Linked DNA regions of Mus musculus: regions 1, 2 and 3 are each linked to region 4. Evidence: chromatin loops called from intact Hi-C (ENCODE). Cell type or tissue: gastrocnemius. All regions are shown on one strand. Links, peaks and the distances in the headings refer to the core of each region. The heading gives the core; the rest is flanking DNA.

Evidence for each region. A loop is a pair of places that touch in the nucleus more often than their neighbours do. Peaks named below come from ENCODE experiments on the same cell type or tissue, not always from the same donor. Only the 100,000 strongest peaks of a DNase experiment are listed, where the experiment ranks them.
Region 1: it touches region 4 in a loop (5-fold over the local background); 4 of 42 quality-filtered maps call a loop at or near these places.
Region 2: it touches region 4 in a loop (3-fold over the local background); 19 of 42 quality-filtered maps call a loop at or near these places.
Region 3: it touches region 4 in a loop (11-fold over the local background); 3 of 42 quality-filtered maps call a loop at or near these places.

What each region holds. Positions count from the first base shown.
Region 1 is chr4:123,390,271-123,395,738 of GRCm38, reverse strand. It overlaps Macf1 (microtubule-actin crosslinking factor 1), which reads left to right. Exons shown (of 98, transcript NM_001199136.1): 63 at 492-733; 64 at 1,463-1,669; 65 at 4,569-4,688; 66 at 5,108-5,215. Among named protein-coding and RNA genes, the nearest start is that of D830031N03Rik, 19 kb to the left of the region's middle. In gastrocnemius, for the core only: a CTCF peak has its summit at 3,330 (motif pointing right); no DNase peak of the experiment used is centred there; H3K27ac peaks cover 550 bases.
Region 2 is chr4:123,152,445-123,157,912 of GRCm38, reverse strand. No RefSeq gene overlaps it. Among named protein-coding and RNA genes, the nearest start is that of Ppie, 15 kb to the right of the region's middle. In gastrocnemius, for the core only: a CTCF peak has its summit at 2,708 (motif pointing left); no DNase peak of the experiment used is centred there.
Region 3 is chr4:123,526,762-123,532,229 of GRCm38, reverse strand. All of the region lies in intron 5 of Macf1 (microtubule-actin crosslinking factor 1), which reads left to right. Among named protein-coding and RNA genes, the nearest start is that of Gm31156, 23 kb to the left of the region's middle. In gastrocnemius, for the core only: a CTCF peak has its summit at 2,772 (motif pointing right); DNase peaks (open chromatin) are centred at 2,828, 4,455 and 5,045; H3K4me3 peaks cover 1,234 bases; H3K27ac peaks cover 1,225 bases.
Region 4 is chr4:123,214,489-123,219,956 of GRCm38, reverse strand. It overlaps Nt5c1a (5'-nucleotidase, cytosolic IA), which reads right to left. Exons shown (of 6, transcript NM_001085502.2): 6 at 3,381-4,115. The coding sequence ends at 3,750. Among named protein-coding and RNA genes, the nearest start is that of Nt5c1a, 16 kb to the right of the region's middle. In gastrocnemius, for the core only: no CTCF peak of the experiment used is centred there; DNase peaks (open chromatin) are centred at 1,505 and 2,959.

The sequences.
Region 1 (5,468 bases), core at 334-5,333, 180 kb before region 4:
TGGAACCAAATCCAGGTCCTCTAAGCCATCTTGTCAGCCTTAAAGACCATAAGCACCCAGCACTGACCAGTCCTCCTGGCCTGTGGGAGCTTGACATGCGCTGATTGTATTGCTGTATGTGTTCCACAGAAACAGGTCACATGTTCATTTTCTGCTAAACCTTTTGAAAACTACTTAGTTGTCTTCTATCTGATTATAGATGGCACTTCCTCCTACCTCCTAATATATTGAATATCAGCATTGTCTGTAAAGTTTCAGAAACATCTAGAAACCCCTGCAATTGGATTTCAAGCTTGATCTCACAAATAGTTTATGTGATTAAGGGTTCATTTCCATTTCCAGTTTCCCCTCAGTTTGGGATATTGGGTGAAGTCAGGACATAGCAAGAGTCTATGAAATTTAAGCTCTCATTTAAAGACAGTATTAAAAGGCTCCTTTCCTCTCCGTGCTGAGAGCTCCTTGGTGTGAACAGTGGCTGCTGTTCTTCACAGGCGAGGAGGTACTGCTTATCCAGGAGAAGCTGGATGGGATAAAGACCCGCTATGCGGACATCACTCTCACTAGCTCCAAGGCCCTCAGAACTTTAGAACAAGCCCGGCAGCTGGCCACCAAGTTCCACTCTACATATGAGGAACTAACTGGGTGGCTGAGGGAGGCGGAGGAGGAGCTGGCAGCCAGTGGAGGACAGTCTCCCACAGGGGAGCAAATACCCCAGTTTCAGCAAAGACAGAAGGTAAGCCATCATTTTATACTGCAGCAGGCAAAGAAGTTTCATCTTTGTCTGTATCATATTTCCTTACCTTTACCTTAGAACTAAACCAAATGAACTCCTGCTTTCTCTCTTGTGTACTCATGACAACAAGATTTTACATAAAGATAAGGCTGTTGTCTGAAGAAGAAAGAAGTCAATTTCTAGGTTCTAAGTTTGCTTGCTGTGTCACCTATAATTCACCTCCACCATTCATTCTCTAAAGGGGGCACTGTTTGGAGACCAGAAGACAAGTGAAAAGGAGGCGAGGGAGATGGATGCGGGCACTAGAAGAAAAAGAACAAGAACAAAGCAAGGGAAGGAATTAAATGGGGGAGGTGCTTCGTAGTTAGTTCTAATTCTGCTGCAGTATCAAAAGCAGTTCTTGATGCACAGAAATCTTTGTGGGTATTTGTTATGTTAAATGCCCCTAGTTAGAGCATTAAGGAATAGAAAGAAAGAAACACTGTTTTTACACAGACAGTGTGACTCAAATCTTGCAGACAGTTGTAAATAAGCAGCAGCTAAGCTGAAAGTCAGGCAGGTTTCAAAATGATTGAAAATGTGAGGCAGAGAAAAAAAGAGCTGAAGGAAGGAGGTCAGTGCCCTGCTGGGATGTGTGCTGGAGATAGGCTTCCCCCAACCCCCCAGCACACACTGCTGCTGATGGGCTTAATTTAGCAAGGTGTGGCCTGAAAACCTTTCCCTCCTTAGGAACTGAAGAAGGAGGTCATGGAACACAGGCTGGTGTTGGACACAGTGAATGAGGTGAGCCATGCTCTCCTAGAGCTGGTGCCTTGGAGAGCCAGAGAAGGACTGGATAAACTTGTGTCTGATGCCAACGAGCAGTACAAACTGATCAGTGACACTGTTGGACAAAGGGTAGATGAAATTGATGCTGCTATTCAGAGATCACAACAGGTAATGTTTATAATGCTATGTGCTAGTGTTTTAGGTCATGGGATGTATATGTGGTGTCCAGTGCTATAACCTACATAAGTACAGGCTCAAGAAGAATAATGAGATCAAAATAAATAGAACAAACATACTTTAATAATGGTAAACACAGCCAGGCATGGTGGCGCACGCCTTTAATCCCAGCACTCAGGAGGCAGAGGCAGGCGGATTTCTGAGTTCCAGGCCAGCCTGGTCTACAGAGTGAGTTCCAGGACAGCCAGGGCTACACAGAGAAACCCTGTCTCGGAAAACCAAATAAATAAATAAATAAATAAATAAATAAATAAATAAGGTAAACACTTGGAAGAGTTTTGATCCAGATTAGGACCAAAATACTCAACCACTTGGTACAGAGAAAAAACTTGCAAGAAGAGCCCTATGTTAAAGCTATTTTTTAAATTTATTTGTTTTTGGGTTTTTGTTCATTTGTTTTACTTTTATATGTGTGGGTGTTGTGTTTGTATATATCTGTGCATCATGTTTATACCTAATACTAAAGAAACCAGAAGAGGGCCAACACATGGGTTCTGTAAACCAAACCCAGGTCCTTTGAAAGAGCTCTTAACCTCTTTGTACTATCTCTCTAGCCCTGTCTTGCCACCTTCCTTATATAGGATCTCACTGTGTAGCTCCATCTTAGCCTTAAATTGACAGAACTCTACCTGCCTCTGCCTGCTGAAAGTTGGAGTTTGCAGCACCACTATTTTAGCGTTAGATGGAAAAGGGGAAGATACCAAGAACTATAATTACTTTCAAATATGTAAACCAAAATAGCACAGCCAGCCAAAAGGGACTCTTAGTAAACACAGGTGTCATGTTTCCCTTTTTCCTTCCGCTTTGGTGGTTGGGGAGAGGCGGGGCACATCTTCATCATCTTCCTAAGACATCACTGTCACACAGCTGGTCATGCACTTAATACTATGCCATAACATCTCTCTCTCTCTCTCTCTCTCTCTCTCTCTCTCTCTCTCTCTCTCTCTCTCTCACACACACACACACACACACACACACACACACACACACACATATATGACTGGATGACCCCTTGGGTTCACAGTGATAAACAGATGTTTTCTGAACTATGAAGACTTTTTTGATTCCAGCTACATTCCCAATTTGTCTTTAGGTTTTTCCTAATCACCACCAGTTACCTTCAGTTACACTGTATTATGCTTGGAAAACTGATTCCTCACACGTGCCCTACACACATATGCTTTGAGACAGTATGATGTGGTCTAGTCAGTCCCCTAACACACATTCCCTGAACTCCTAATTCTTCTGCTTCCACATCCCATGTGCTAGCATATAGGCCTTCTCTGCCATGCCCAGTTCATTACTTTTCTCTTTAAATATAGGCTTAGCACCTTCTATTCCAAAAATGTGAAGTATTCCAAAATTTAGAAGATGTTATACCAGTAATGTCTATATAAATATTCAGAACACTTCTGTTCCTAAGCATTTCAGATAAAGGGAAGTCTTAGCTAGGGTTTTATTGCTGTGAAGAAATACTATGACCAGGGAAGGCAACCCTTGGAAAGGAAACCATTCCCCCCCCCCCCTATTTATTTAATGTATGTGAGTGCTCTAGCTGCATATGCACCTGCAGGCCAGAAGAGGGCACCAGATCCTAGGATAGATGGTTGTGAGCCACCATGTGGTTGCTGGGGATTGAACCTCTGAAAGAGAAACAATGTTCTTAACTGCTGAGCCATCTCTCCAGCCCCCAAAGGAAAACATTTCATTAATGCTGGCTTACAATTGCAGAAGTTTAATCCATTATCATCATGATGGGAAGCATGGTAGAATACATACAGTCACGGTGCTAGAGAAGGAGCTGAGAGTTCTGTGTCTTGATCCGCAGGCTACAGAAGGGGACTGTATCACACTGGCCAGACTAGACTTAAGTATATATGAAACCTCAAAGCCTGCCTTCACAGTGACACACTTCCTCCAACAAGGCCACATCTCCTTACAGTGACACTCTCTGAGCCAAGCTTTCAAACACATGAGTTTGTGGGGGTGCCAAAACTCTTCAGACCACTACAGTAACAGTGGTTAAAATTGAAGAGAAGCTTATAAAGATTAGAGAACTCTAATGATCAGCAGTTATACAAAGAATGTTCTTGGATTTTGTGATTGAGTTTGGGGTTCTTCTAGATTCCATCATCTAAGCAAGTTCTTTCAATTTAACACTACTCAACTGTCCATTGCCATTATAAATTTATGTTTAAACACCTATTTCTAGGCATGATGGTGCACACCTGTAATCCCTTAGGAGGCTAAAGCAGGAGAATTATCACAAGTTACCTGAGTTACATCAAAAGGCCTTGTCCCAAAAAATAATAAGTAAAGCTACTACTGTTTAGTGTTCGAATTGGAGAGAGTCAACGGAGCACCACTCTGTTAAAGTTCTCTAATTAGAAGCACACTTTGAAAGAGTCTAACGGCTATTTTTACTAAGTTTTATAACTTCATTTGAAGAAGTTGAATTCTAACTTTTCTATATCTTTGTTGTTGTAATTTTATTTTCTTTCTTGAAATTTTTGTTAATTTTGTGAGACAAGGTATGCCTGTTTAATGCAAGCTGGCCTCACAATTTTCAATCCTCCTGCCTCAGCCTCCCAAGTGATGTTGTCCTCCCTATGGTGCTGGGGATTGTACCCACAGCCACAAAGCCCTCCTCTCCAACCCCCTGCCCCCATAGCTTGGTTTATGGTTTTTAATGAAATTGTTCTCAGTTTTGAATTTACTTTTGAGGTACAACTATATTTCTGAAAATTCAGGCCTTTCTGTGTTGGATAGTTTACAGTTGCCGGACAGAGCTGCTGGCTGTATGTAACTGTTCATTTTTACTGACTGTTAGTACGAGCAGGCTGCTGATGCAGAACTAGCTTGGGTTGCTGAAACCAAGCGGAAGCTGATGGCTCTCGGTCCAATTCGTCTAGAACAAGACCAGACTACTGCTCAGCTGCAGGTGCAGAAGGTAAGTATAGAAGAGCCAGGCGCTCCCGTGTCCTTACTGGGACACGTCCATGTGCCCGTCCCAGATTAAGTAGAATGGTTTAATAAATGACGGTAGAAATTCATCGATAAATACTTGGCTTCAGTGAGAAAAATATGTTTTGTTTTGTGGATAAATAAACTTTTGAATCCGAGAAAGAATAGTTAATGATTTCCTAGATAATTTAGGAAGTAACGTGTTTTTGTGAACAACTAAAATGATGAGCATTGAAAAATAGTTTTGAAGATAAGCACAGATGATAGGTAAAAGTTAAACGTTAAGAATATCCCTTATGTCTTTTTAAAGCTAGGAATTTCATTTGTCCTGTCTGACATTTCATCAGTACAGGCACAGAGCAGGGTCCTTTCACTTCCTGATGTAATCATAGTTCATTTTCAAAGGCTTTCTCCATTGACATCATTCGACACAAAGATTCAATGGATGAGCTCTTCAGTCACCGTGGGGAAATCTTCAGCACATGTGGAGAGGAGCAGAAAGCTGTACTGCAGGTGAGTTGCACTTGTTATTCAGCTGCTGGTTTTTTAAATAAATTATTTAGTTTACATCCTAATCGAAGCTTCCCCTCCCTCCTATCCGCTCAGTCCCTCCCTTCCCTCCTCTTCCTCTCCTCTTCCTCTCCCTTTCACTGAAAAGGGGCGGCCTCCCATGCATATCAACCCACCTTGCCATGTCAAGGTGCAATAGGAGTGGGTGCTGCTTCTCCTATTGAGCCCAGACAAGGCAGCCCAGGTGGGGGAGGGA
Region 2 (5,468 bases), core at 237-5,236, 62 kb after region 4:
AACACACCAGAGAAGAGGATGACATGAATGAATATCTTCCAAATGAGTATTAAAACCTTGTATTTCCACTTTGAGGTGAGAATTCAAAGCTTTTGTCTGAAGGAGCAAACGTTTATCAGCCAGAAAGACAACAAGAACACCTGAGAAAAACCTGAAAACAAGAGCAAGCTTCCAGCTCATCGTGGTTTGGGAGAAGGCTAGTGTGTTGAAGGTTTGGTCCCTAATGCAGCAGTGTTCAAAGATGAGGCCTCTGGGAGGTGCCTGGGTCTTGAATGGCTTCATCTCATGACTAGAGTAACGTTGTTTACAGACTCATGGTTTAATGGGTTTGAAAGATCTGATACCTTCTTCTGGCCTCTGTGGGCAATACGTGCATATGCTACACAGACATATGAGCATGAAGAACAGCCGCACACATAAAGTAAAAATAAAGGCTAATTTTTTCTACTTCCTGGCCAGCATAATGTGAGCAGTTTCATTCTTCCACGTGTTTCCTGCCACAGTGTTCTGCCTCACCAGAGATCTGGGTTGGAAGGGCCAAGTGACTATGGGTTGAAACCTCTAATGCTGTGAGTCAAAATGTTTTTTCTTTAAGTTGATTTTCTCTGGTATTTGAAACAGCAACAAAAAGCAGCCCCAGGGGAGGAGGCTGCCAATTCCCATTGTGCATACCTTGCTATCTTGTATTTTATTCTCTGTTCTTCCTCAGAATTATCTTGGATATTCCTAGACATGTCTTTAATCTTTCTTATGAATTTTGGGTTCTGTGAGTTACACATTAAATCTTTGTTACATTTGTTTTTTTTTTAATTAGCCTTTACTTTTATTTTATGTGTGAGGTGCTCTGCAGGCATGTATGTGCAGCATATACACGTAGTGCCTGCAGGTGCCAGAAGTGGGGAGAGCTTTTTGGGGCCACTCCTAGACACTTGGGCAGACATTTGGCTGGTGTAAACTCAAGATAGAAATCTGACTTTGGGCCTAGACCCAGGAAAGCAGCCCAGATTAAGAGTTAATGCAAAACTCAGAGCGGCCTTCTAGGAAGCTTGAGTGGCATTCCTTTTGTCTTGGTCATCCTGACTAGCCCCTAGAAAGGTGTTTACGGGATTTTGTTTATTGCCTTGCTTGGTCCTTGACCCAGAACTGATCTTATCATTTTACATGTACTTAAAGTAGTATAAAAGCAGACTAGGAAAAAAAAAACAAACCTGTTTCAGTCTCAGAACTGGCTGGGGTCATGCTACAGGGTTGTCTAATTGTCTTTTTTTCTTTTTAATCCTCACTCCTGCTCTGGAGAACCTGTTGACTGTCTGAGCTGGCTTGGTCACAGACGAAGGTTATCAGGTCCTTCATAGCTGGAGTTAGAGATGGTTGTGAAGATAGGCAGATCTCTGTGAGTTTGAGGTCAACCTAGTCTATGTAATGAGTTTCAAAACAGCCAGGGCTATGTAGAAAGACCCTCTCTCAAAAAAACAAAACAAAACAAAACAAAACAAAACAAAACAAAGCAAAACAAAACAACAAGAAGAGCTGAATTTGAAGGTTTATTTAGGCAGACAAATGAAACCTGTCAGTGTTGTTTTTTTGTTTGTTTGTTTTTTGTTTTGTTGTTGTTGTTGAGTTTTGGAAGTTAAATATGTGAAGAGAAGAGCTAATGACTGAACACACAAAGCAATGTGCTGAGCTAATTATTATTTAGCTGTCATCTATTAGCTCCAAACCACTTGTGTCTACTCTATTGGGGCAGGTACTCTGCAAGTCCCTGCCTTGCCCAAGCAGGCTCCCATTAGTGAGCAGATAGGAGGAGACTGGGGAGGAAGAGGGGGCTGGCTCCTTCCTTTGGGTTATCTGAGTTTATGAGCATCACCCAGCAATCCTTCTTCAGCCTGGCCATAGCAGATGCTTCCTGTGGGCTGTCTGAAGACAGTTGACAGCTTTCCCATTCTTGCAGACCAACTCCATCCTGCTTCAGTTAAAAATTACAGTAACAGGGGCTGAGAAACTCCCCTTCTTAGAGATTGAGCTTCACTACTCAGGGCTCCTTAGTTAAGCTTGAGTTTTGATCATTTAAACACCTCCCCTTGGTTCTCCCATCTCAAGCTCCTGGAATCATTGTTTCCAAGATATCCTTTTCTTGCCTCAAAGCCTTGCAGTGGGTATGTCTGTCTGCACATGCTCCAGGCTTAGCCAGTATTTCTATCGTTTTATTGATATAGATAAGGAACCTGGCCCACAGAGCAATTAAGTCACCTTCTGTTGGTCACAGAGCTGGTGACAGTCATACTTTGATAGATATAATAGGTAATCTATTTTTCATATGATTCAGTTTCCTGTTGTAGTCATACTCTGCAGGTACCTGAATGGACCAAGCCTTTGGTCTATCAGGTTGTTTCAGCAGTATGTTAGGCATTGCGGTATTCTGCTTTTATGGGGAAGGAAGAATGGATGGAGAAAAGAAGGGGGGGGGAAGGAAGAATGGATGGAGAAAAGAAGGGGGGGAAGGAAGAGAGACATTTGCATATTGTTAGGACTGGACTTTGGTGGCAAATAGATCTTGAGTAGTATCTCAGAATTACCTTTTACTATGTACAACTTGCACAAATCAAATAGATCACTCTGCTTTTGTTAGACTCCATATATTCTCCAAATAGCTGCACAAGATTTTTAAAAAGGATGGGACATCAATTTGTGGCCTATGACTGCCCCCTAGAGGCAATATTAAAATACTGCTCCATAACTGTGTTAACTATAGTCTCAGAACTGTCCAGCCCAAAAGCCAGCAGTTTCTGCAAGTTAAACAGTCCCTTAGTTGATAATTAGTCACCGGAGTCTCTGCGTTCTTTGAATGGAAAGTCCGTGCTTCTTCGTGGGGATTAATAAGAGTTAGAGGCCTAGGAATATTGGTCAGGTAGTAAAATCCTGTCCTGAAAGCACAGGTCCTGAGTTCACTCCCTAGAAGCCAAATTTTAAAAAACAAAAACAAAACAAAACAAAAGGAAAAAAAGGGTGTGTTTCAGGATACGGTGGCACACACCTTTAATCCCAGCACTTGGGAGGCAGAAGCAGTCGGATATCTGAGTCAGAGGCCAATTTGTTCTACAGAACTAGTTCCATGAGAGCTGGGGCTACATAGACAAACTCTGTCCTTAAAAACCAAACAAAACTAAACCAGACAAACAAAGAAACAAACAGGTGTGATGGTAGTCCAGCATGGGGGGTGGGCAGAGACAGGCGATCCCTGGAATTCACAGGACAGCCAGCCTAACCTATTGGGTTGGCTAGTGTGGGTACAGGCAAACAGAAGAGCCCCAAAGAACCAACCAAGTCCTATGAAAATTTACCCACCACCAATAACAACAACCATGCTTTAAAGAAACAGACTACCCCTGGGTTATGCAAACTACAGCAAACAGCCAACTAAACAAACCCAACAAACAGACAGAAACCCAAAGGAATATGACCCAGTGCATCTTATTAGGCTAAAAAAGGTCTACAATTGTTCATCCTAAACTTATATAAGTTTGGGAGACCAGAGAGATAGGTCAGTGTCTAAGAGCATATACTACTCTTGCAGAGGCCCCAAGTTCAGTTCTCAGCATCTGTTTGGTGGCTCACAACTACCTGTAACCCCGGCATCCTCTGACTTTCAAGAATACCTGTGTGCACATATGCACACACACTTGTGTAAGCACACACATGCACACACAAGCACACGCATGCACACAGGTGCACACAGTATATATCTTTACATTTATATGAGTTTGGGAGTTAAAAGATATGTATATCTGACTCCATAGTAATATAGTACAGCTGGACTAACTTCACACAGTCAAGTGTCCCAGTGACAAAATATATTAAGCAGATACATAGAAGTTTGAGCGTGCCTCAGAAGCTCAGAATAGGTTTTAATGCCCCTCAGGTTTACTCAAAAATCTTTCTTTACCTCCAACAAACAAACAACAAAAGTATCTGCTGCTAGTTTTCAAAAAACAATTAATTTTGGAATTACCAATAAGGATTTTAGACCTACACAACCAATGCCCAACTAACCCAGGATGGTATGAAAAAAGAAAATTCAATCCAAATTTAGTCGTGAATATATTGGCAGAAATACTACAGTAAACACTAAAAAAATAGAATCTGGTATTGTATAAAATCAGTATGTCCTGGGTCAGGGGACCTGGCTCAGTTGGCAAAGTGCTTACCATACAAGTGTGAGGACCCAAGTCTGGGTTCCCAGAGCCCATGTTAAAAAAAACAAAAACAAAAACAAAAAAAACCTGTTTCAGTGGATTTGAGCACCTGTCATGCTGATGGAGGTGGAAACAGGATTCCTGGAGCTCACTAGCCAGCTAGCCCAGCAGAGTCACCCAGCTCCATGTTCAGTGAGAGACCTGCTCTCAACCTCTGGCTTCCACATGCATGTACATGCCCACACACGTGTACACTCAAATCATGTATACACGGACAAATATACAAATACTCCCACACATGCACGCACGCCTTCTGGTCATCGGGATGGATGTGCAGCGTCACTTTAAGAGTCAAGCTCACTGCAGAGCCCAAGAAACACAGGAGACACACTTACACCTCACTGAGAGGCCCAACAGTTGTCCACCACCCGAGCCCTGCTGTCGCTACATCCTAGGGGAACATGCAGCTGCTATGGACAGCAAGGCCTGAGGGAATCACTCTGGCTCAGCGTGCTGGCCTGCATCTCTCACTGCTTCCTACAGCTCTAGTTGTGTGAGCAGATGGCCTGACGCCCACCATCAACACCTCCAAGCCCACACAGCAAAGGCTGCATACACAATGCCCCCACTTATCTTCCCTTTGCAGTCTCCTAGGAAACAGGAGAGTTGAAGACCAAGGTCAGTGCTGTTCGAGCTTGCAGACTGATATGCATTTTCTCTTTATTCACAAATGGACAATTTAAAGTTAGGAAATTGGAAATCTGTCACTCTGGATGCCAGTTAGATGGTAAAGGGGGGAAATGACATGTTTTTCTTTTCCTTTTAGATTTATTTATTGTTATATGTAAGTACACTGTAGCTGTGTTCAGACACACCAGAAGAGGGTGTCAGATCTCATTATGGATGGTGGTGAGCCACCATGTGGTTGCTGGGATTTGAACTCAGGACCTTTGGAGGAGCAGTCAGTGCTCTTAACCACTGAGCCATCTCTCCAGCCCAATGAGTTTTTCTTCTTTCTTTCTTTCTTTCTTTCTTTCTTTCTTTCTTTCTTTCTTTCTTTCTTTCTTTCTTTCTTCCTTCCTTCCTTCCTTCCTTCCTTCCTTCCTTCCTTCCTTCCTTCCTTTCTTCCTTTCTTCCTTTCTTTTCTGTTTTGTTTTTTTGTTTTTCAAGACAGGGTTTCTCTGTGTAGCCCTGGCTGTCCTGGAACTCACTCTGTAGACCAGACTGGCTTCGAACTCAGAAATCCGCCTGCTTCTGCCTCTCAAGTGCTGGGAT
Region 3 (5,468 bases), core at 234-5,233, 310 kb before region 4:
TCTTCAGACTCGCCAGAAGAGGGCGTCAGATCTCACTATGGGTGGTTGTGAGCCACCATGTGGTTGCTGGGATTTGAACCTTTGGGGCCTTTGGAAGAGCAGTCAGTGCTCTTACCCGCTGAGCCATCTTGCCAGCCTGAGACTATGGTTTCTAAAATACTTTTGACATATATTTTTAAAATATGTGTTGAATAGTTGGAATTCTTTTCTTTTATGTCTTTAGTTATGAAAATTCCAAGGACTGGGAGGTGTATGCAGTCCTTGTACATATAGTCGCTTACAGTGACACAGAAGTTAATATTTTGTTCTTTATTCTTCTGAGGCAGTTTTCCTCTTCTTTTTCTTAAAGGAAGTAAAACATTTCAGATACGTTGCTTCTTGCTCTTTCTGCTCTGTAGTAAATGTCCTTTTGAAGTTGGCACATATCATTTCTTATGCAATTTTGTGCATTAACAGCAGATTTGGAATCATAACTATGTGCTAGCATTTGTATGTTTTATATTTCCAACGTGCCCACTCCAGCCTTGTTCATGTAAGGCCCATGCTCTACTCCCAAGCTAAGGCCTGTGCTCTATTCCTAACCCAGCCCTAAGGTTTGTGGGGTTTGTCGTGATGGCGAAGAGTAGTGTGGCTTGTTCATCTTGGCGTGTATAGAGTGTGATGTGAATGGTACACTTCACAGCTGTGCCACACTTCCTTCCTTAATTAACTATAAGGGCTTTGTTGCCTTCACTTGTGAATAAAGTGCCATTTTTGCAGTGAACATCTGTGTATTGTGACCTTGCCATTGAAGAAAGAGGTTTGGGGTTAGACACCTGGTCTGGAATCCTTCCCCACCCCCCCCCACCCCCCCCACCCCCCCCCACCCCCGCGACAGGGTTTCTCTGTGCAGTCCTGGCTGTCCTGGGACTCACTCTGAAGACCAGGCTGGCCTTGAACTCAGAAATCTGCCTGCCTCTGCCTCCCAAGTGCTGAGATTAAAGGCAGCGTGTGCCACCACGCCCGGCTGGCCTGGAATTCTAGGCCTAATGTGGAAGTCAGAGGTCAACTCTATGGAGTTGCTTCTCTCCTCCCACCTTTATGTGGGCGGGGTTGTAGTGATTGAGTTTAGGCAGATAGCTAGCCCAGCACATCTCTGAATCACTGTCTCATCAGCCCTCCTTCCTTTTTCTTGCCCAAAGCTTGTCTACAAATTGTTCTGGAAACACCATTATGACTTATGATACTTGTTAGGTAATATTGTTATTTGTCATATTGCACGTTTGTTTGTTTGCACGTGATTCCTGCACTAGGAGTAAGCTTAGCAAAGCCAAGGACTTTGTTGCCTTCACAGTCTTTGCTTGTCATAAAATAAGCAGTCAATGAATATTCACTAAGTGGATGAATGTTCTATGAATTTGGTCATCTAAAAGCTGTGAAGGTAGATTGAACGGATAAATTGGCTATGATGGCTTATTAAATTAAATTAATTACTTTAATTATTATTATTAAGCATTGTCCAAATGAGGAAACTGAAACAGTAACCAGTTGGTCTCTTCGGGCCACATATCTTTATAGCAATAACAGAATGCCTTTTCTCTAGGTTTGGCTCAAGCACTTTTTGAGGTGTTGAGGACTTTTAGTTTGTGTGTCCCCACCTCCTTCCCAGAGCAGGTCTCTTGTGGCCCAGGCTATCCTTGAACTCCTGATCCTCCTGCCTCTACCTCACCACCGTGCCAGTTGGTTCTAAGTCCTCTTCTTCCTCTTCTTCCTCCTCCTTCTCCTCCTCTTCCTCCTCCTCCTGCTTCATGGTTGCTTAGTTCTTGGGGTATGATAAAGTGCCATTCATGTTCACAGAGTGAATGAATGACTGTGCATTTTAACTCTGGTTTTCTCTCAAGGAAAACTGTGGGTAATAAATGGTTAACTACCAAAAAAGCCAGAGGAAAAGACTTGAATAAGTAGATCCCAAAAGTTTGCTTTGTGAGAAGGCATAGCCATATGTTCATAGGCTATGCCAGGTGAGGGTCCATGCACACGTTAGTCCTGTAGTCAGTTAACTCAGAAAGAGTGGAAGCATCCCTGTCTAAGAAGAAAATCTTGGGGTTTATTTACTTTCCTTAGAATACAATCAAGGAAAAGAGGTGTACTGAGATCCCTGTGGGAGCTAGGGATGGCTCCTAATGTTTAGCCCCAGGCATAAATGGGAATAAAAGAGATTTACTATAGATCAGGCACTGAGCCAAGTGCTTTACAGACATTATATCATTAGCCTTGTCTTTCAACCCCATTATGTGGGTGGTAGTGTCCATATCTTATAGGTAAGAAATCTGAATCACTCAGTAAATTAGTTAAGCCACTTAGCAATTTGAACCTAGTTCCACCCTTCTCAAATTTCTGTTCCTGTCTTGACCAGTTTTTCTCTGTAGTAGAAAATGACGCAACTGACATATAGACATTTAGAAAAGAGTAGACTCACAGAAGTAAAAATAGAATAAGCTTAGTTCTATAAGCTTCCTAGAGAAACCCACTGCAGTAATAGTTCTACTATTAAGCAGCTATCTCTTTTTGTCCCAGGTTGATCTATTTGGGGGATTTTTTTTTATTAGGTTATATTTCATTAATGGAAGTCAAATGTGTACCTTGCTGCATGAAGCTTAATAGTACCCTTATTTCTGCTTTCTTCATTGTATTTGTGAAGGTTTGGTGGCCGCACGAACAATTTGGTTGTAATGTCATGATTTTTTGCTGGTGAACTGATCTGAGTTTCCCTTGCTCTGACTTGCTGTGTGCTGTGATGTCCATAAGATGGCGCTGCAGTTTTGCTGGCCCTTTAGTGCCAGACTAAGGGAAGAAGCACCCACTGTAGCTACACAAGAGCCGGCCGGCCGGGGCTTTAGGGTCTCTAGTTGCTTTCCTTCTGGGAAGACTCTTCAGGAAAGGTGATAGGGCTGTGCTGGTATATGTTTTTTGAGCTTACATAGCCAGGACAACATAGCAAAATCCCATTACATTCATGTACATACATACATACACAGTGTGTATGTGGCTTAGTGGTGGTGCATATGCCTCTAGCATGTACAAGGCCCTCTATTTGATTCCTGGCACTGCAGGAACATGAAAGATAAACTGCTACAACAGAGAAGAAACATGCATACCTCTTTTCTCCCACTCCATTCAGAGAGCCTTCGATTGCATGTGTTAGGCAGTGTGCTGGAAACCTGGTGGAGGAATTCTGCTGGCTGGCAGCGCAGGGTGTGGTCTATGAGCCTTACTTACATCAGTCTGAGTGAAAATCACCTGGGTTTCAGTCCCTCAGCTGCTCTCCCCAGTCAGCAGCAAGTGTTATTTCTTCGTTGCTTGGCTACAGAGTCTAGCTGCTAGTTTAGAACTATGGGAATATCTTCTTGTTTTATGGCAGTGGAGAGCAGATTTTTCTCCCTCTAGTAATTAATGGAGCTGAAATGAAAAGTCTCTCTTTTATTCTATGGGTATTTTCGAGACAGGGTTTCACTCAGTAGTCCAGGCTAGCTTCAGACTTGCTTTGAAATTCTTCCTTTTTAGCCTCCCAGTAGCTGAGATTACACACATCAACCATTTTGTCGTGTTAACATGAAGTCTAAATGGCTTGTGTCTTCCCCGTCCTCAGTTATTTCAACTTGGACAAGTTAATCAGCTTTCTTAAATCTGAGTTTTCTTTACTTAAAAATTGGGCCACACATGGCTGCTGTGAGAATATAACAGAATAATATATATTATCCTGTTACATTATATATATGTTATATATGTGTGTATCTTCACATAGAACTTGTTATATAGCAAGTACTCAAAATACGATAGCTAACTGTGGCAAAGGCAGTACTGATGATTACTATTGAACACTTATGTCAAATACTGTTGTCTGACTTTTATATTGTATTGACAAGTGATCACCTGTCCCTGAGGCTTAACATACTATACTCAAAATCAATTTCCAGGTTTTTCATCAGTGTGTCTGGCCATCCGAATTAGTGGATGTTACTCTTTGGAGCTGGCCATATATGCCACAGGAGGCTGGATTGTTCATACCCCTGTTTCTTTTCTTAATGGAAGGAGTGGGCTCTAATCTTTCTTAGGTTAAAATTTGATTATGTATATCTTGCTTGCTCTTTTCCTTTGGGCGTCTTGGAGCAGTGATTAAAACATATTTCATTTCATAGGTTGGGAGCTTTCATTGCGGCTTCTCTGGTCTTGTCTACCTGGCCCTTCCCTTCCCTTGCTAGTTAGTACCCACTGAGCTGGTTTGCTCTCCCCACCCCCTCTTTGATATTGTTCTCCTCCTCCTCTCTCCGGCTACCTCTCTCTCTTCCTTTCCCCTCCCCTTTCCATTTACTCTTACGTTCTCCCCTCCTCCTCCCTCTCCCTGGTTTCTAGCTCCTTTTTGCGTTCTGTTTGTGTTACTGAGGGCAGTGCTCCAATTACCTCATATTTGGAGAGAGGAAGCGGCAGCCAATCCGGTTTCTGTCTGCTTTTAGGTCAAGTGATTTCTGAACTGCAGTGAGATGCTTTGAAATTTGTCTTGTTGCAGCTCTGAGCCTGTAAGATGGCTGTCTGAATCGAGCGGCTGGAAGAGACAGAGAGAGGCGGGGAGGGAGGGAGAAAGGATTGGAGGGATTGCCGGCATAGTGCATGTTTTTTGGTTTTTGGTTCTTTTGAATGTGCATCGAGTCCGATGAAGCCGACATTGGAATGCCTCTGGGATCCGAGGACTGATTCAACTGCTTTATTTTCTGAGATTGAGAGAGGAAAGAAATGGGAAATTCACTGGGCTGTGTTAAGGAGCCGAAAGAGTCCATAGCTGTTCCTGAGAAGGCTCCCATATCTCCTAAGAAGAGGGTTCGGTTCAAAAGGAAGTGGAGAGGGAAGAAAATCCTTACTCCAGAAGCATCTCACAGGGAGGAAGCTTTGGAAGGCACTGGAGTCATTGAAGAGACTGAAACCCTAACGAAGTTAACAGCGAGGCTCCCAAAGGAGCCCGGAGTGGGAGGGGCAGAGCACCCCCCATCAGACATTTTCCTGCCCGGAGACTCAGCTCCCAACTCAGGGGTGGGCGATCAAGGGATGATTGTGCAGGTAAAGGAGAGCTTCCAAGCAGAGATCCAGACTGCTCACCTTTTGTTGGAGAATGAGTCATCAGTTGTTGGAGGGGCCTGGGATTCCCTGGAAGAGGGTATGACAGTCATTGCTCACCTGCTTGATAACCCAGCAGAAAGGAACTGTGAGAAGTCTGTGAGCCAACTGGTGGAATTTCCGAGGACAGCATCCTGCAGCAGCAGGGCTGTGCTGTTGCCTTTGCAGGGAGAGACTGCAGTGGAGCAGGGAGGCACTCTGCTCAGACATCGACATCGGAGCAGCACTTTGCCTCGGACGGATTACCCCTCTGAAACAGTAGATCAAGACCAACCTTCAGAGGGCTGGAGTGTGGGGGGAAGAACCAAGAGTGTTCCAAG
Region 4 (5,468 bases), core at 120-5,119:
CAGGCACTACAGGCACAGCTGTGTGCCAGCCTGCAGTGCCACCTACTGGCAGGAGAGGTTTCTGCACCTTGCCTTAAGGGTAGAACCCAGGACTGTGTCTCAGGAACCCTTTTCGGTGAAGTTGCCAGGCATGGTGCCAATGGTCCTCCTCATCATCATCTTCTTCATCCTCCTCCTCCTCCTTCTCATCCTCATATTCCGCTGGAGACAGGTGAGAAGCTGGCCTCCTTGGAGCCGTACCATAGCATCAGTGAAGGACCATCAAAGACCATGCACACCTGCTGGAAAGCGATGGTCCTCTAGAGCAGTTAATAAATCAGGTTCCAACTTTCATGCACCTCCAGCTGGGACAGGCTCCTGAAATGCTGCCTGCAGAATCCGAGGCCACGCCTGGGCTTTGTAAGGGGGACTATCATGATGGGATAGCGACTTCAACCGTGACAGTAGGTAGGACGGCTTACCATGTTTGTAGCGGATTCTGGAACATTCCATTGTGAGGGTGTCCCAGTGCTGACATCTGCTAGCTGGGTAACATTGAGCAAATTATGGTAGTTCCATGAATCTGTATGGTCCCGATACCTCAAGGGAGTAGACAGGGGCCACTGTACTGGTCTATCCTCGGGCAGGCTGGATTACCATAAAATGCATTTCCAGTGGAGGGGAGTGGGCAGCTGACATTATCAAGGGATACCCAGGGGCTTGGGGCAGAGCTATTTACTACATTTGACATTCTGATCATTGCTTTGACTGCATGGATACACACCAATTGAATGGAGGTGCAAACATCAAGTCGATTTTGGATTTGAACGTCTTGCTAGCTTCTATTTTCTTTCGAACATATTCTGCTCCATTCCCACGAATGCAGTTGGGCCATCATGAAGGGGAAAGTTTGCTTCCTTCTTTTTGTGATGGGGTCTCATGTAATCCAGACTGGCTGTGGACTGGCTGCGCAGCTGACCTTGACCTTCTGATTCCCCCTGCCTTCATCTCTCTAGGGCTGGAAGCATAGGTGGGCCCCATCATATCCAGTGTATGCATTGCTGTGAGTTGAATCCAGTGTTTTGTGTTCAGTAGGCAAGCATTCTACCAACTGAGCCAGATGTCCAACTACATCTGCCTCCCCTGCAGGGAGTTCTATGGCGATCTTAGCAGTCTCCATGCTTAATAACAAGCAGAGCCACTGTTCTGCTGAGGGACCGTTCTACTGGGCCTGCAATTCTGTTGGCAAGCGCTTTCTAGGAGGAGTGTCCTGCCAGACCTAGGGATGTGGTACTTCCAGCTAAAGGGGTCCAGTGTTCTGGGAGCAGTGGCTCCTCTACCCCAGTGCTGCAGTCTGAGGCTTCGCCTGGGGCTTTTGTTGTTCAGTTGGTTTTTTAAATCTCCTGGTAACACAATCAAGAAATAAAGCTTCATGCTGCCAGGCTCCTCTTCAGCTCGGGGGGCCACCAGGAAGACTGTCTGGCTGCAGCTAGAGCCTGCCCCCAGGACGTCTGGCCCGTTGTTCTAGCCTCAAAAGCTTTTGTCCAGGACCAAGATGCTCATCTGTGGTTTCAGTAATAGAATTTGGACCGTTCTGCACTGTCAAGCGCTGTCCGTATCTATTAACGGTGGCTCCAGAAAGCCACAGCCCTTTCCTGCACCTTATCTTCTTGCTCTGGCATGGCACCATTCCTGTTTCCTGGGAAACCTGGGAGCGTTTGCAGCCTTCATGACCAGGCCGTGGGCACTAGACATCATGCAACCCAGATCCCAAATTCAGCAACATCTGGTGCTGTCTTCACAGTACACAGGTCTTTCCTGACTGGACAATGTAAGGACAGTCTGTGGGCCTCTGCTCTGTACATCCTTACAAGCTTCTTGTGACCACTGTGAGCCTCTGCTGAGATCCTTCAAGGGCTGTTGTGTGACCCAGTGAAGATGGAAAGTGTCCTGAGGCCCAGCTTCCTCTCTCTTCCCCATTTCCTTTCCTTGCATCTGTTCTTAGGGCACAGAGCATCTCTGGCTGGGTGTGGGGTACCAATAGTGCAGGAATCCCCTTACAGACTTTGTTCTATCCCCAGGCCTCCTCTGATGTCCCGAAGGGTCCTGGTTATAATGATGGAAATGGCCCTGTGTAAAGACACCTTCACCTCATGCCCTTCTGTCTGCAATAATGCCAGTGTCCCCATAAAGCAGCTGTGGTGGGTGCCAACCTCACATTCCTTCCAGGACTAGCCTCTGCATGCCACAGACACAGTAGTGCAAGCCTGGTCCAGGGTCTCTCTTCTGGCCCACGTTGGTGCTCATTTCTGGGAGTCCCTGCACCTTCTTCTTCCTCCTTCTTGCAGCTGTCACCCTGGGACACACTGCCCAGATTGTCTGCTTGCCCCTTCTTGTCTTCATAGGGGACCAACCATCCACTCTTCCACCCTTCCTCTGAGTTCCAGGGATGCTTAGCAAAGGAGGAGGTGGACCATCACTCATCATGTGGAGAAGAAAGGGCTGTAGAGACTCGTGCAAAGATGGAGTGATTGTTAATACCTCCCAGGGAGGTCAGCTCATCCCAGAATCCTTTGCACAGTGCCCCATGAGAGCGTATCACTTCCAGGGTAGCTCTAACTGGCTTCTGCTCACTATCCACAGCAGAATCATGCTGGTGCACATTCAGCTCATTGCTCTCTAAGCTATCACTTCCTTAGCATCTTTGGTTTCAGAACAGACCTGACACTTCCCACATCTGTAGCACCTATACCTCAGGTTCAGTCTGGACAACGACTTGCTTTAGAGTCTATGCTCTCTCCAAATTTGGGGCTAGAGTTCTTTCTCTGCTAGGAGAACTTCCTTATAGCATGGCAGGTGGAAGTGACTGGCAGACCCAGGACCGAGGTGAGGAGATTGGCAGACAGGACTAACTGAACTTTGCCTAAAAGCTGAAGGCAAAGGGAACCCAGAGTTGGTAAGTTGCTAAAGCCTTCTCCAGGGGGAGCCTGCAGTGCCCCCTGCTGGCTACAGGAGAATTTGCATGTGAGTCACATTCCTCCCTTCAGGTCTTCAGACAAACCTTCCAGGTACCAGCTCTCCATGGCTCAGGTTAGCAAATCACAGCAAGCAAAAGGTCATCATCTTGTGCAGTGGTTTCTAAACATGGGAAAGTATATACAGAGCTTCTGGGCACTGCTGTGCATATTTCCCATTTGGTGGGCTTCAGGGTCGAGGGGCAAAGGACTGGAATCTAGCCTATGTCCAGGCCATTAGTTTTGTAATCTACACAGGTGCCATAGGTACCAGCAGCCCCAGCACAGTGATTAATTTAGTGCTTAATCTTATAAAACCAAGCTTCTTTGGCTAAAGAACAAATTGAAAACCACCTAAAAGGTGGAAGTAAGACTTAAGGCATGCAGTTCATGCTAGATTCGCTTTAGATGTTAAATCTACCCACTCTCACACAATGTGTTCTTTGCACTACATGAGACATTTTCCATTCCAAGCCCTTTGACATCCTGGCTTCTCTGACCACACCACTCTCTCTCCCACCAATTTCTCCCTGACAGCCGGACTACCCTGCAGAGCCCTGCTTTTGAGCCAGGGTCATGGCTGTGTTTGCCCCGAAGGGGTTTTGAGACTGCTGGTTCTGTTTTCATAACTTTCTAAGAGTACCTGGCATGGAGGGTTGACGGCAGCATGCAGGAGGGTGGACGGTGAGGAGCCAGAAAAGTTCACCAGATGAAGTTCAGAAAGTGTGACAGGGGGCCTGGAGCAAGGTGGCTCAGCTACTGTGCACCTAATGACTGCTTCGCAGCGGCAGCCCGCCGGGGATTCTGAGCCACACCATAAGGCACATGGGCGGCCACCGTGCCCATCTCCTGAGCTCCAGCCACGTGGAACATCTGGTCATCAAAGAAGATGTGTGGACGGATCTTCTCAAGAAGGGGACCCTTGGGTGCTCCAGCTAGGAATAAGGCCTCATCCGTCTCCAGGCCCCAGCTGCGCAGGGTCTTGAGGGCCCGGGCTCCGGAACTGGCTGCACTTCGCGCGGTCACCAAATACGTGCGAATCGGGCACTCCAGACGCAGGCCCTTGGAGTAGAATTTCTTTTGCAGTCTACCCAGTGCTTCCAGGAAGCCCTTTAGGGGGCCCTGTGGGAAAAAGGAGAGGGATGCTGATTGATTCATCCCTCCTAAACATCAACCCCCCCCCCCCCCCCGTCATCCTAAAGCCTCTGTGATTGGCTGTTGGGGTAGGAAATCCCTAAATCCTTTGGTAGTTTGGTCTGCTTGTTCTAGCTCCTGTGTGCATACAGGGCTGTAGGTACCTTAGTCTGGGATCTGTCTTAATGTGATTAGGGTTGTGTGAGAAAAACCATAACCAGGGCAACTGTTGCTATGGATATGCATTCATGTCTCCAGCTGCAATTTGTCCTACAGCTCTGTAAGTGTGGTCTTCTGTGCTCATCAGCAAAGAAGGAATTAGAATGAGCTTGTAATGATGGCTCGGGCACCTGCCAATCAGAACAGACTCTATTATCTGTGAACATCTGGGCCAGATGGGCCAGTGTGTAGCTACTGAATTTGAGCCTGCCTGTGGACATACACATATGTGGCTCAGGGTGTTGGGCTCAAGCTCTGGGGTCAGGGAGAGTGCCCACAACCATGAAATCACTGAGGACGTGTGAAGAGAGGACTGCTTGGTGCCAAATGTAGCTCATTCTCAAAGCAATTGGAAGCCAGGGAAACCAGGTTGTGAGTGGTAGGGATTTTCCTAGCCAGGCAACCTGGAGTAAGCTGTGCTCCTCTGGGTCTCTGTTAACCCAGAGTGGGACAGTGTCCTGCTCCCGGCATGCAACTAGATTTCTATAAAAGCTCAAATTGGAGTTCCCAGCAGAGGGGAATCCCATAGCTCCACCCACAGGGAATTCCTACCAAGCTCCAAGACACGGTTCTGTTCTCAGAGAGGCATTTAGAAGTGGAAGAGCCGGTGAGGTTCCCTGAGCCACATACGGCATGACAAGGGGTGACCCCGGGTCCCTATGAGGGTGCAATAGGAGTTCTTCTTGTCTCCCAGTGAAGGAAACAGGAGTTTCTGGCAGAATGGGGCTTTACTCAGAAGGGTATCCCAAGAGAGGAGCTGAAGGTCACAGGGAAAAGACAGTGGGTTAAAAAGTAGGCGTGTGTGTGTGTGTGTGTGTGTGTGTGTGTGTGTGTGTGTGTATCAGATTTTTGAGGAGGAGTGGGAACTTTTGGGAGGGTTCAAGTCTCAGAATGGGGCGTGGGTACTTCTGAGAGGTGATGGAGACCTTAGATGGGGGTTTGGAGGGAAACAGCAGGGAGACAGGAGAGGCTGCAGAGAAGTGCTTGGCAAGATGCTGGAGACCCCAAGAGTTGGAGAAAGGCACTTGACCGAGGAGGTGGGGCTTAGTGAAGGGGTGAAGTCTCAATGAAAGGAGCAAGGAGCCAAGCGAGAGAGGTGAGGTTTAGAACTCAGGAGGCAGA